Linked DNA regions of Homo sapiens: region 1 is linked to region 2. A link is an interaction called in ENCODE POLR2A ChIA-PET data of the cell type or tissue named here. Cell type or tissue: PC-3. All regions are shown on one strand. Each heading gives the region's core, and the rest is flanking DNA. Links, peaks and the distances in the headings are about the cores only. Region 1 overlaps LINC00840 (long intergenic non-protein coding RNA 840). Region 2 overlaps LINC00841 (long intergenic non-protein coding RNA 841).

What was found. ChIA-PET counts read pairs that join two places held together with the same protein. Peaks named below come from ENCODE experiments on the same cell type or tissue, not always from the same donor. Only the 100,000 strongest peaks of a DNase experiment are listed, where the experiment ranks them.
Region 1: POLR2A ChIA-PET joins it to region 2 with 5 read pairs; 2 of 35 experiments call an interaction of 5 or more read pairs at or near these places.

What each region holds. Positions count from the first base shown.
Region 1 is chr10:43,864,114-43,870,451 of GRCh38, forward strand. It overlaps LINC00840 (long intergenic non-protein coding RNA 840), which reads left to right. Exons shown (of 5, transcript NR_038268.1): 3 at 3,044-3,226. Among named protein-coding and RNA genes, the nearest start is that of LINC00840, 7.9 kb to the left of the region's middle. RefSeq lists an enhancer at 651-820, a cis regulatory region at 736 and a silencer at 3,048-3,342. In PC-3, for the core only: no CTCF peak of the experiment used is centred there; a DNase peak (open chromatin) is centred at 3,748; H3K27ac peaks cover 1,235 bases.
Region 2 is chr10:43,927,975-43,934,312 of GRCh38, forward strand. All of the region lies in intron 2 of LINC00841 (long intergenic non-protein coding RNA 841), which reads left to right. Among named protein-coding and RNA genes, the nearest start is that of LINC02659, 19 kb to the left of the region's middle. In PC-3, for the core only: no CTCF peak of the experiment used is centred there; a DNase peak (open chromatin) is centred at 3,497; H3K27ac peaks cover 1,109 bases.

The sequences.
Region 1 (6,338 bases), core at 2,438-4,937, 64 kb before region 2:
TAGGAAATGACAATGGACAGAAAATTGTCATTGTTTTTGCTGAAAAAAAAAAAAAGTTTGAATAGTTTCCTTGGCCCAGGCTGGTTGGTGGCAACCCCGGCCCCAGCATGCTCCTCAGCCGCCTGCTCTCCAGTGTGCCCTTGCCTGTCCACACTGCTCTGCAACCAGGTGCCCTGCTGTGCCCTTGCTCAGGGGCTGGCTGTGCACAACATGACACGTGGTATGTGTTGATGTCCGATGGGCTCACATGGGCAGGGCTGTGCTGTGGCTGTGCTGGAGGCCCTCACCTGGTCTCTCTGCTGACTTCCTCCCACCACTGCCTGCCTTGGGTGGGAGGACACCCGGCCTTCCTGGTCATAGGCAGGGTGGACTTAGAGAGGCAGAGCGTGCTGCAGGCAGGGTCTGTGTTTGGGTTTTGGCAGCCTGGATGAAATCCCGGCTCTGCCACCTGCCAGCTGTGTGTGAGTGGCCAGGTCCCTTGACCCATCCTGAGTTACAGTGCCCACTTGGCTCTGTTTCTGGACCTCAGATATGGCTCTTTCGGTCTCTCTCCTCTTTGTAACATTAGAGTCAATCTCTAAGACATCATGGAGTTGCCATTGAGCTTGCCTTCCCGCCTGCACAAGCAGGTCCTGAGGCAGCTTCCTGCAGCCTCGCACACCCTGCCGCATCTTCAGGGCTTGGAGGCCTCTGTGTCTGACTCTGGCTCAAATGTAATTGCAGCTCTAGAGGAAGCGACCCACACCACAGGGAAGTGAGGAGGGTGGGGGTTGTGTCCAGATGTGCCCACAGCAGGGGCCAGGAGAGCCACCATGGCAGCAGCGACAGAGCCAGGGAAAAATGCCATCCTATGATACGCAGTCTTTAACCCAAATGATGTTTCTGCAGAAACTTTTTGCATTTGCTACTTTGACAGATGGACAATGTTTCAGTTCTTAATTAGCATGTTGGGTAATTACTGCTATTAATCTTGTCCTTTTTTCCATGTTCATTGGCCACTTTGACTTTTCTATACCCATCTTCCTTATTGAAAAACAAGATAGGAAACTTTTAGTTATTAGCTAAATTATGAAGACCTAATAATGCATGGCATTATATCCTTGAAATTTGCTAATAGATTTCAAGTATTCTTATAAAAATGTGATGGATATGGTGATTAGCTTGTTCCTGGTAATCTCACAATGCATATATCAAAACATGACCTTGTACACCTTAAATACTCAATTTTTATTTGTTAGTTATACTTCAATAAAGCTCGGAAAACACACACACGCATATTCACACACATAAAGAGTAGCAGCCAAAACAGATAACTGAAGAATTCCCTTGGCAGCCTGCGCTGAGCCCCGGGGCTGTTCGTGCTCCCAGCCCTCTTTCTATCCTCACATGGTGTGGTCCTGAGCTGCTTCTCCTCTGCCCTCCTCCTCTGTCTCCATCCCTTTCCATTTGGCTCCTACTCCTACACACGAGTGGAAACTGTGCACTCCAAACCCAGGGGACTGCAGGAACCTTGTCCTGCATCTCCCCCTAAACCCATGGTGGGAACAGTCTCTCTGCCCTTCTCTGCAGGGGCTCCATTCCTCATCCATCCTTTTCTCCGTCTCTCCTGGTCACTCCTGCTGTCCACTGTCCTTTCCTCCTGGGCTCTGTGTTTCCACAGCCCCTCTGTGCATTCCGCACATGTCCTCTGAGTGGACTCTGCAGTCCCTGCCGGCCCCACACCGACTTGCCCTGTGTCCTGAGCACAGGTCTGCAGGTAACAGTGACTGATGGGTGTCTCCACATTGTGATATTCTGCTGGAACCTGAAACAGCTGCCCTTGACAACAGCTCAGCACAGAATCCCTGGCCATCCAGCTATGACAGGGACATGGATCCTGCTTCTTCTTCCCGCCAGTCTCTTAGTTGTCTATGCCTTCACCCTGTAGTGGCCCATTCAGCCACTAAGTCCAGCTGCTCTCCTTTCCGTGTCTGTGGAGTCACCCCTTAATTCAGTTCCTGCGAGCTCAGTGGCCATGATTTGATCATTCCTGTCAATTCCTGGACTACTCCAGCCTTGTCCTACACTGCCTTATTTCTTACAAAATGGCAGTATAAACATGGAGAATGGAATTCCTAGCTTTGTTTCTCTCCTTTTAAGCCACCATGATCTTCTCTGAGCACAGCTCCAATCCTACTTCTCACATATTCAAAAGGGTTAACATTTCCTCGCTCACCCCAATTGTTTTCACATGCAACCCAATGTCCCTACAGTCTGTCGCCTATTGACTTTTCAGCATTTTCGGGATGATCTCTTAGTACAGCCCTTGGAGTTCTCTTGTTGTCTCTCTTTTCCAGGGTCTCAGCAGCTTTTGTCATTGCTAACGGTTTCTTCCTCCTGACACACCATCTTGGCCTCCAGGTCCCATTCTCTCCTGGTTCCCCTGCGCACTGCTCATGGCTATTGTCTATGGGGGGCAATTGTGGCTCGGTCCTAGCTGTCACTCTTTCTCATGTGGAGCTCTCCTCTGGCCACCTCATTCAGGAGCTTGGCTTCGTGAGCTCCTGTGTGCAGCTGACATAGAAATCTCCTTCTAGAACTTTCTTCACAGCTCCAGAAACACACAGACAATCACCTTCCTGAAGCTCCCATGTAGATGGCACCTGCGTCTTGACATAATAAAAACAGAACCTGAATCTGGAGCCCTAAGTCACACCTTGTTCCCGTGCTCCTCCTGTTAGGATATTGCCTTGGAGACAGCAAACCCTCATCTACCCCAAATGCAGTCTGTCCCCGCTGATTCTGCCTGTCAGGTGTTCTCAGACACATTCACCTTTATCCACAGCCAGCGTCTCAGTTGGAGCTGCAGCAGCTCTCTCGAGACTGCATGGTGGAAATGGCCAGGATGCCTCTCTGCACTGGTCCTGTAACTTGCAAGCCTCCCCCTGCACTGCATCTGGCCGGCATGGCCTTTTTCAAAGCTTCACTGTGCTGCTGTCCTGCCTAAAATCCTTCAGTGGCTCTACATGCTTCACATCCTTTTTTTTTTTTCATTTTTTTGCAGAACAATGACTAGATCTTTACCTGGTCCACAGCCCTCCCCAGTCTGGCTGCAACCTCTCATGAGGCTGAGCTCACCATGAACCCCTGCTCTAGGCGTCTGCATAGTGTTCTGTTTGTCCCCGTGACTGTCCACCTCTTCTTTGGCCTGTTGGCATGCGCTTATCCTCCAGACCTCAGTCCAAAGGTGAGCTCCTCACAGAAGCTTTGCCGGCGTCCCCAGGGGCTGGGGCGGGGGCAAGGGCAGGGGCAGGGGCAGGGGCATGTTCTTTCCTTTGAGGCACCTCCCACAGTGTTCATTTGCATGACTTGTGTGATTATTTGGTGGATGAAAGTTTTCCGAGTGCTTGTGGGGGTCATGCCTCTTTCTCCTGAACCACTAGTTGAGAGAATACCCTTCCCTTCTTCCAGCACAGCTTTGACATCACATAGGCACCATTTGGTGGTCTTCACAAGTCACTGGGCTTTGATAAACACCCTTCACCATAAGGAAAATGAGTCGGATGACTTAAGGATCACCCCAAATCAGGCATAAAATCTGGATTCTTCTGGTCGCAGGCCAGCAGGTCTTGGTGCCTTCGGATCCTTAGAGTGTCCTAATTTGGCTACAGTTTTCTGTCTGCAGAAAGGCTCCCAAAGGGAAGACGCCAGGCTGGAACGAGAGTGACTCATCCCGGGCCCTCATTGTGCCTGATTCACCCAGAGGAAGCTTTGTGTGGACACAGCTACCCTCTGGAGATATTTCAGGCCTTTGGGAACAGAGTAGGGTTCCTGCCTTTGTAACGAGCAAGTTCTTGGCTCCCTTCCGCCCTGTTTGCCACCTTCCCTCTATTTCTGTGGTTTCCTTATTTGCCAGTTCCTGGGCCTGGTGGACCCCACCACGACTTCTTTTTGTGAGTCCGTTCTGTCCTGCATCCCTACCACAGCTGTACCTGGCCCCAGACTCCCTCCTCCTAGCTGGCGGGCGGGTGGGCAGGGTTCCTCCCCTAACCCATCAGGGCCTCATCTCTGGAGGCAATTACTGCCTGGCCTGTGAAAATATATAAGGAGACTTGAAGAGGTATCATGTTACATCCTTCATATTTTGCCAGCAATAAATCTAGCTCTTTCCTCTTGGGTGGACTCTCAACTCTAAATTAAGAGTCTATTTCTAAGGAGGAAGATTTCATAGGCCCCGAGGTTCTGTATGGCCTGCTCACATTTCAAGGGTTGACCTAAAAGCTGGAGGCTTTCAGAATCGCAGGAAGTCATGCCCAGAGATCTGTGGCTTTAGGATCCATGTCCCACTCACAGCCCTCCTGCTTCTCCTGTACTTCCCGCCAGCTCGGACCTCAGGACCTCTCTGGTTTCCACCCTGTGCTCTGGCCTTGGCTGTCCGACCTCACCCAAGCCTGGATTCTGCTTTTCTCTTCAAATCTTCCATAATCTTTCCTGGGAACACATCGCAGGCCTAGCAGGGCTTGCTGAGGGAGCAGCTTCCTCGGCTGCCTTGAAATCTGCATTTTTATCTCTTCCTGGTGAGTCTTATGCCCAGTAAGATTCAAAAATGTTTTTCTACATGCTAAGTTTTGGGGATCTGAGCTCCATTCCCCAAAGCCCTGGCTTTAGCTTGCTTCTTATTTCAAACTCTATCCTTGTGGGTGGTTCCCCATTACCTATCTGCAAAATAGTCCTAAATGCAGCCTGGGAGTAGCCCACCTCTGCCCCTCTGCCACAAGCCTCCTCCCAGGTAGCCCTGCTGGCCTGGCCTGGAGAGTCCTGCCTTGCTGGCCACCCCTTGGTGGCTTGGTGTTGCTGGAGAGGAATTTTTTAGGTAGCTCATAAAAAGAGATGTTGTCTGGAGTGTGCCTAAAGTCCTAATGAGAAGACAGAGACAGCATATGGCTGACATGGAGCTGTGGGGGGAGGCGTCAGAGGTAGGCGTCCGGCAGAGGGAAGAGGCAGTGGGCCAAGGGGGTGGCTCAGAGCAGACAGGGCAGGCTGGCAAGTGTGGTTGGTGTGGTCTGGTGTCCTTGTCCCAGAGTCAGAGCCTGGCACCCCGGCAAGGCGGCACCTTAGGGCCCTGTCTGGCCAGAGTTGACCTGTCCACACCTGCCCCCACCCGGTCTCCTCCATGGCTTCAGGCTAGAAGGAAGCAGAGTTACATCTCAGGCCCTGGAGGGGCTGTCTGGCTGGAATGAGACAGATAGGCTGTGGGGGTGGATGCTCAGCGGCATCCCCTCCCTGTTCTGTTCATCGAGTCAGGGGACCTGCAGCTGAGGATGCCCTTAGGTAGGCCAGGCAGAGACTCCAGTCCCTGACCAGCCATTCTTGTGCCTCTCCTTGGACATTAGCCAGCTCAGAGCCCTGGGTTTGAGGGGAGGTCTCCTGGGAGCTTGTTCTCCTTGGAGGAGGCCCCATTGTGAGCCTCTCTCCTCATGGACCACAGAGCCTGGGTGGTGGCTCTGGTGGAGAGTACCAATTCAAGGGGCCAGGAAGTAGCATGTGTTGGAGCCTTCCCATTTGAGGACACAGAGTCACCCTATTTTGTTTGTTTCATGGATGGAGTGTCTGGAGACCCAGCATTTCAGAGCACAGGGCACAGACCTCTCCCTGAGTCAGGTGGAGCCCGGGACAGCGCTCCTGGGATGACAGGTGCAGAGTGCAGAAGCCCACCCGGAGCCACAGTGGCTGAGGAAACTGGGTTTTGTACAGGCACAGCTCCAGAATGGCTTTCTGGTGTGTGTGGGAGGAGGAGGTGAAGGAGTGGGGGGCTCACTTTGGCTCACCTCTGCAGGAGGCTCAGCTGGCTCCTGGCTGGTATTACTGGGACACAGGCAAGGAGCACTGCCATCAATTACTGTGCTTGCTCAGCCACCTTCTACTCTCTGTAAGGACAAGGCCCTTGGTGATCACACTCGGATGGGCATCAGACTCACCCAGGAGCTCTGAGAAATCCCTGGGCCCGGGTCCCACCCACTTCAAGGAACCTGGGGCTCTATGGTCCTTATGATCCTCCCAGGTGACTTGGACATACATCAAAGTCTGAGAACCACTGGCTGGACGACACAGAGTGTGTGGGGACAGGATGGTTCTTGTGCGGATAGAATTGCTATCAGGCTAGCTGGAGGAGCCATGGACTCCAGTCTCTGTAAGGCCTGACCCAGAATTTTCCACCCCGGCTGCCTCTTAAAATCAGCTGAGGAGTTCAAAGAATAAAGATGCCTGACCCCTCCCCAGATATTCTGCTTTCATTGGTCTGTGGTGGGGCCAGGCCTCAGTACTGCTGAATCTCTCTAGGTCTTTTTAATGCGCCGTCC
Region 2 (6,338 bases), core at 2,500-4,999:
ATTGTGTGCACAGAGGTATCACAGGGAGAAAAATGTGGGTACCCGAAAGAGTGGTGAGATTTGGGAGCTTACACATCATCTCCACAGGGGAAAGGGAAGAAGAACTGCAGGCCACTTAGGGGAGATAATGATTTTTAGGAAAGATGAGGAATGCTTTGAAGAGCAGATGGGCGATATGAGGCGAAGCTTGTCTAGGTGTGGTGCTGGCTTCTGGTCTCCGCTCTTGTGACAGGGGTCAGTCTTCCTTGGCTGATAAAAATCCTGAGGAGGGGACTCGTGACTTGAATTGCTTTTGCAAGATCTTTCTTTAGGCAGTTAAGAAGAGTTCAGAGAGAGTTTCTTCCTGTATTTGCTGTTTTTCAAGCGTCTTTAACTCAAAATAATCAGTATATCAAAGTGGCATATTTTGGGGTGGCACATTCCAAACTCCTTCACATGCTTTTATCTCAGCTCTGCCCATGGCTGTATCACCCACAAAGTCACGTGGCCTCTCTAAATCTCATCATTCTTGCTCATGAAGTGGGAATAATAACATTACCCACCTCACAAGGTTATTGCAATGGCTTCCACAGTGTCTGGTCTGGATGACAGTTCCACAGATATGCCAGGGGTGGGAATGTGTGATACCGACGCTCCCACAGGCCTGTCCTGGAGTCCCAGCCTGGGAGGCGCTTGGATCTGAAGCAGAATGAATGGCATCTTTGCCCACTGTTTGCTGGACCATCCTCCAGACGGACCCTCATATGCTATTTTTGGATATAACTTGTCATCACATTGGCCACACTTTCCTTCAACATGAGGATGCCAGGCTCTGAAGTGAAGCTGTGCCCATGACTCCTGGGCCCCTGCCCTCCTCTGAGCTCATTGGTAGAGTTAAGGCTCATTTCCTTCATAGATCTTTGTGCACTGATAACACTGGACTGACGAGACTATGAGAATAGAGGAATGAGGTCTTGCGTTTCTTTGGCATCTTTCCTCAGAGGCTAGAGCACTGTGGACATTCACCATCCCCTTCAGGGCTCCATTGTGAGCTTCAGGGATCGGGTGAAGGAGCTTACTCTTTCCTGCTTTCCAGTCCCATTGCCAGCAGGTGATTTTGAATCAAATAGTGGGACAGCAAACAGAAAAATGATTCTAAAAGAAAACCATGTCAGAGGGCTCTAGATACTCCTAAACATATAGTTTAAAATATAAGAAGAGTAAAATGAGACCACAGCCTGTGTAGCGGAAAGCCAGGGTGGACAGACTCTCCAGAATTGTTCTGCAGTGCCCCGGGGGCTCTGGGCTCCGTGCTCCTTGGTCCTGTCCCACAGGGACATGTCATGGCATCCAGCTGAGGTTCGTAGGCATAGAGGCAGCACCAGTGTCACTGGAGCCACAATCCTGGAGTGCACATCACAGACCCAGGGCTGGCTTCATGAGTCTGCGCTTAGAAAAACCCTGGGCTTGGCTTAGCACTCTGCTGTCACAGTCTTGAAATTCTTCAAAATTTTTGAACAACGGGCCCTACATTTTAATTTTTTACTGGGTCCTACACAGTATGTAGCCAGTCCTGCTCATTTTCAGCCCAGGCCTATCAGAGTCTCCAGAGGAGGCCCCCGGTGTGCATCCATGGAAAGGAGCCAGGCAGATGACCCAGCTGCTGGCCAGTCTTGGTAAAGGAACCCCTGGCACAGACTCAGGGTGGAGACTCCTTTCAGCCACCAAGTCTTACTGAGGGATCCTGGGGCTTTCCTGCGGGCACTTGCTGCTCTGTGAGAACTCAGGGTAAGCAAGAAAGCAGATGCTAAGACACCCCCGTCTCTTCTGAGAGTCCACGTTGTAGCCTTGAGTCAGCAGGCCACTCTGTGACTTGGTTGGCCTTAGTTTCCAAACATTCTGCAGCTCTTTATAATTTCCTGATGATTTTGAAAAATGCAACCTTCTAGTGATTCTGACAATGTGTAAAGCATGGCACCTTTGATAGAGATATTTGGACATGGAAAGAGCCCATGGTCTCTTCCTTTAGAGACTGTGGAGCCCGGTGGGGAGAGTGTGGAGCCATGAGGGGATGGTGAGTGTCCACCGGGCTCTAGCCTCTGAGGGAAGATGCAGAAGAAATGCAAGACCTCATTCCTCTATTCTCATAGTCTTGTGAGTCTAGCGTTATCGATGCACAGAGACCTCTGAAGTGAGCTCAGAGGAGGGCAGGGGCCGAGGAATCATTGGCACAGTTTTGCTTCAGAGTCCAGCATCCTCATGTTCTCTGACATGACTGTGTGTCCAATAAGGTCAAGGCAGGTGGTGCACCTGGGAGGGGTAAGCACAGGGTTACCTAGGGGGAGATGGGTGGTGCTTCAGCTGGCTGGGTGCTTGGCAGGGGAGGGTTAAAGTGAGTATCAGAGATGGGTAGAATTTAGATGCAGGAGTACGGGCCATAGCTGAGGAAGTGGGATTTGCTGAGGCCTGGAGGAGGTGCTTCTGAGCAAGTCCCATGTATAGGGTTTGCAGGAAAGTTGGGGGGAAGGGGCGGAGAAAGGTCCAGAGACTGCATCCTGGGGAGGGGCTGGCTCTAGACTAAGAAGGGGTCTGAGGGGAAGCTACTGAAAGACAGAGAAGTGGCACGATTGGATGCATGCCATGGCTGCAGAGTGGAGAGTGGACTCCATGTTGGGAGGGAATGAGGAGATGTGAGGAGGCTGGGGGAAGTAGATACCGGGGTTTCAGAAGATCAGTGTTTGCAATTTATCTGTGAGGTGGTTTGATCCTGGGCAGTGGCAGGAGAGTGACAACTGACACAGAGTTCCACATGTTTGGAACCAGGCTTTAGAGGCCGAGGTTAGGGAAGGGTGACAGAGCAGGGGAGGAAGAGTGGTGGCCAGTTTCCTGCTTGGGGCTGTGTGGAGGACCTGGCCATCTGAGGTCAGCATCCTTCCAGGAGAGCAGGCTTTCAGGTAGGGGAAAAAGCATGAGTCCTATGTTAAAGAGGCTGAGTCTGCCATCCCTGTGAGACATCCCTGAGTGTCCCACAGGCGATGCGGTAGCTCAGAGAGGGGGTCTGCATTGTGGAAGCAGTCAGCCTGCAGGTATGCATTGCACCTGGGCTGCTGGTGCATCTGCCCAGGGAGAGCAGAGGGGTGGGAGAGGGAGGCCAGGCCAGCTCCCAAAGGAGCACCACTCTGCAGATGGGCCACGAAGGAAAGTCCAGGAGTTTTCGGCACTGCCTAAGCTTCCACAAAAGCTTCCAGTTCTCTCTTTTTAGGAATGTTTGTGGATGTCTTTCTGTGCTCTTGTCTCCTCTTGGCTGGGCCTACCTATCTCAAAAGTCTAAACTGATCCCAGTGCCTTCTGGAAAGGGGGACACTGGACTCAATGGTCCTGGACACAGTCTTCTTAGCACACGAATTTTCCCAAATGTGAAGTAATTTGAGCAAAGACAAATAGTCAGGATCACTGCACTCACAGTTAGAAGCACGCCTCACACATAGTAGTCACCCAATAAATATTTGTTGAGGGAATGAATATACACTTAGCAATTTTAGACATTTCCAGGCAAAACGGACTCATCCTTGAATACAATCTGGGCAATCAGTTCCTTCCTCAGGGGCTGAGAATAGCTGTTGTGGCCCCAGTCATCAGAATTTCCTGTATGGGGGATATGTTTCTCAGAGGGGCTCAGTTTTCCCCTGGATAATCACTAGGGCCCTAGGGACAGACATGGCTGCCTTGAATGGCAGCACAGGAGGGAGAACAAGCAACACTCACCCTTCTGTGTGGCCAATAGGGTGCCTGGAATGCACTCCAGCTCCAGTATAGAGAAGGAAGCCAGGGAACTGACCTGACCCAGACAGATGTATCTGAAGCAAGGGTGTTTTTATTTTTTTCTAATCCTTTTTATTGTGGTAAAATACACGTAAAATTTGCAGTTTAGTGGCACCAAGTACATTTGCATTTTTCTGTAGCCATCACCACCATCCATCCCCAGAACGCTTTTCATATGCAAAAATGAAACTGTACACATCAAACAACTCTCCACTTCTCCCTTTTCCCCTGAGTTCCTGGTACACACCACCCTACTTATGTCTCTCTGATCTTGACGACTATAGGTACCTCATATAAGAGGAATCACATACTATCTATCTTTTTGTGATGATGAGCTTATTTTACTGAGCATAAAGTCCTTAAGGTTCATCCATGTTGTATCATCTGTCAGAATTTCCTTCCTTTTTAAGGCTGAGTAATATTCCATTGTGTGTATAGATAGCAGTTTCCTTATCCATTCATCCATTGATAGACATCTGGCTGGCTTCCTCATTTTAGCAATTGTGAATAATGCTGCTATGAACATGGTGTGCAAATATCTCTTGGAGACCCTGCTTTCAATTCTTTTAAATATACACTCAGAAGTGGGATTTCTAGATCATAAGATAATTGTATTTTTAAATTTTTTTAGAAACTGACATATTATTTTACACAGTAGCTGCATCATTTTACATTCCCATCAACAGTGCACATGGGTTCCAATTTATCCACACCCTTGCTAAGGGTTACTTTTCATTAAAAAATATATATGTATATAAAATAGTAGCCCTCTTAATGGTGTGAGGTGGTATCTTGTTTTGATTTGCATTTGATGATTAGTAACGTTGAGCATCTTTTCATGTGCTTATTAGCTATCTGTGCATTTTCTTTGGAGAAATATTTTCTGAAGTCCTTTGCCCATTTTTGAATTGAGTTGTTAGTTTTTTGTTGTTGAGTTTTAGAATTTCTATATACATTCTGGATATTAATCTCTTATGAAATAAGTGATTTGCAAATATATTCTCCCATTCTGTGAGTTGTTTTTACTCTGCCAATAGTGTCTTCTGATGCACAAAAATTTTAAATGTTCATGAAGTTCAATTTATCCATTTTTTCTTTTGTTGCCTATTCTTAATCAAATCAATAACTACATTAAATGTAAATGAGTTACATACCTCAATATAAAAGAAGACATTATCAGATGCAACCCATTTATAATGTAAATTTAAAAGAAGTAAGGCCACGTGTGGTGGCTAAAGCCTGGAATCCCAGCTACTTCAGTGGCCAAGACATGAGAATTGGTTGTGCCACTGTCCTGTAGCCAGGGTGACAGAGTGAGACCCTGTCTCAAAAAAAAAAAAAAAAAAAAAGTAAGACTGAGCATATGCGGCCTAAGTAAAACTCATTTTAAATACAAAGATATAAATAAATGAAAAGTATAAGAATTAAAAAAAACTATTCTAACTCTAATCAAAAGAAACCTGGAGTGGCTATTTTAAATACAAGGCAAAGTAGATTTCAGAGCAACAATTTCTACCAGGAATGAAGAAGGTCATTTGGAGGTCATTTCAAAATAACAAAGGCATTAATTTATCAACATGACGTAACAATTCTAAATTTTATGCATGTAATAAGAACTTCACAATAAATGAAGCAAAACCTGGGAGAACTTGAAGGAGAAATAGACAGATCCATAGGTATAATCAGAGATTTAACTAGCCCTTTCTCCATAACTTATATGCTATATAACAGAAAATCAATAATAATGTAGAAACTTTGAACAACAGTCAGCCAGCTAGAATGAATTGACACCTCTGACAACAGCAGAATACATATTCTTTTCAAGCGCACTCAAGACATTTACCATATTATACCATATTCTTGCCATGAATTGGAGGCCTTATTGATACAGAATGTTTGGGCTCCTGGCTAAACCCCACCCTTAAGCCTGGAACTGTAGCCCTAAGTGAAAACAGCTGACCTTGTTTTTAATGCCCAAATGTTGCCTTTTTGGTCTATCACTCCCCTATTCTGTATTGCTCTGCCACAAAAAGACATCAGCTGGCAGAGCAATACAAGCTGCTGAGTGGCAAGCACAGAAGCAGCAAGGGAGCTTCTGAGACTAAGGATAGACACGGCTAACGTCAGATGGTGTGGCTTCAGGGAAAGATCACCTTCTTTCCGCACCATCCCCTTTCCAATTCCCCATCCCACAAGGAGCCACCTTTATCACCTAATAAAATCCTCTGCATACACTACCCTTCAGTCTGTTTGTGTGACCTGATTCTTCCTGGATGCCAGGCAAGAACCTGGGTGCTCAGAGGGCAGGGACTTGGACACTGCTGCAGGGCCCACACAACCTGCTCCTGACAGAGAGGAGTGACCGGCTGGCTCTAGCATTCATTCCCTCTGGTTCCTGCACTTGCTTGCTCATGTGCTCCCTCTCTCAAGGAGTGGCCAACAGCTGGCTGAGTGAAACAAGCCACTCCAGTTCCTGCCCACAAAGGGGCTCAAGGGAACTATCCTGTCTCACTAGCTCCAAATATAGTCACACTGGG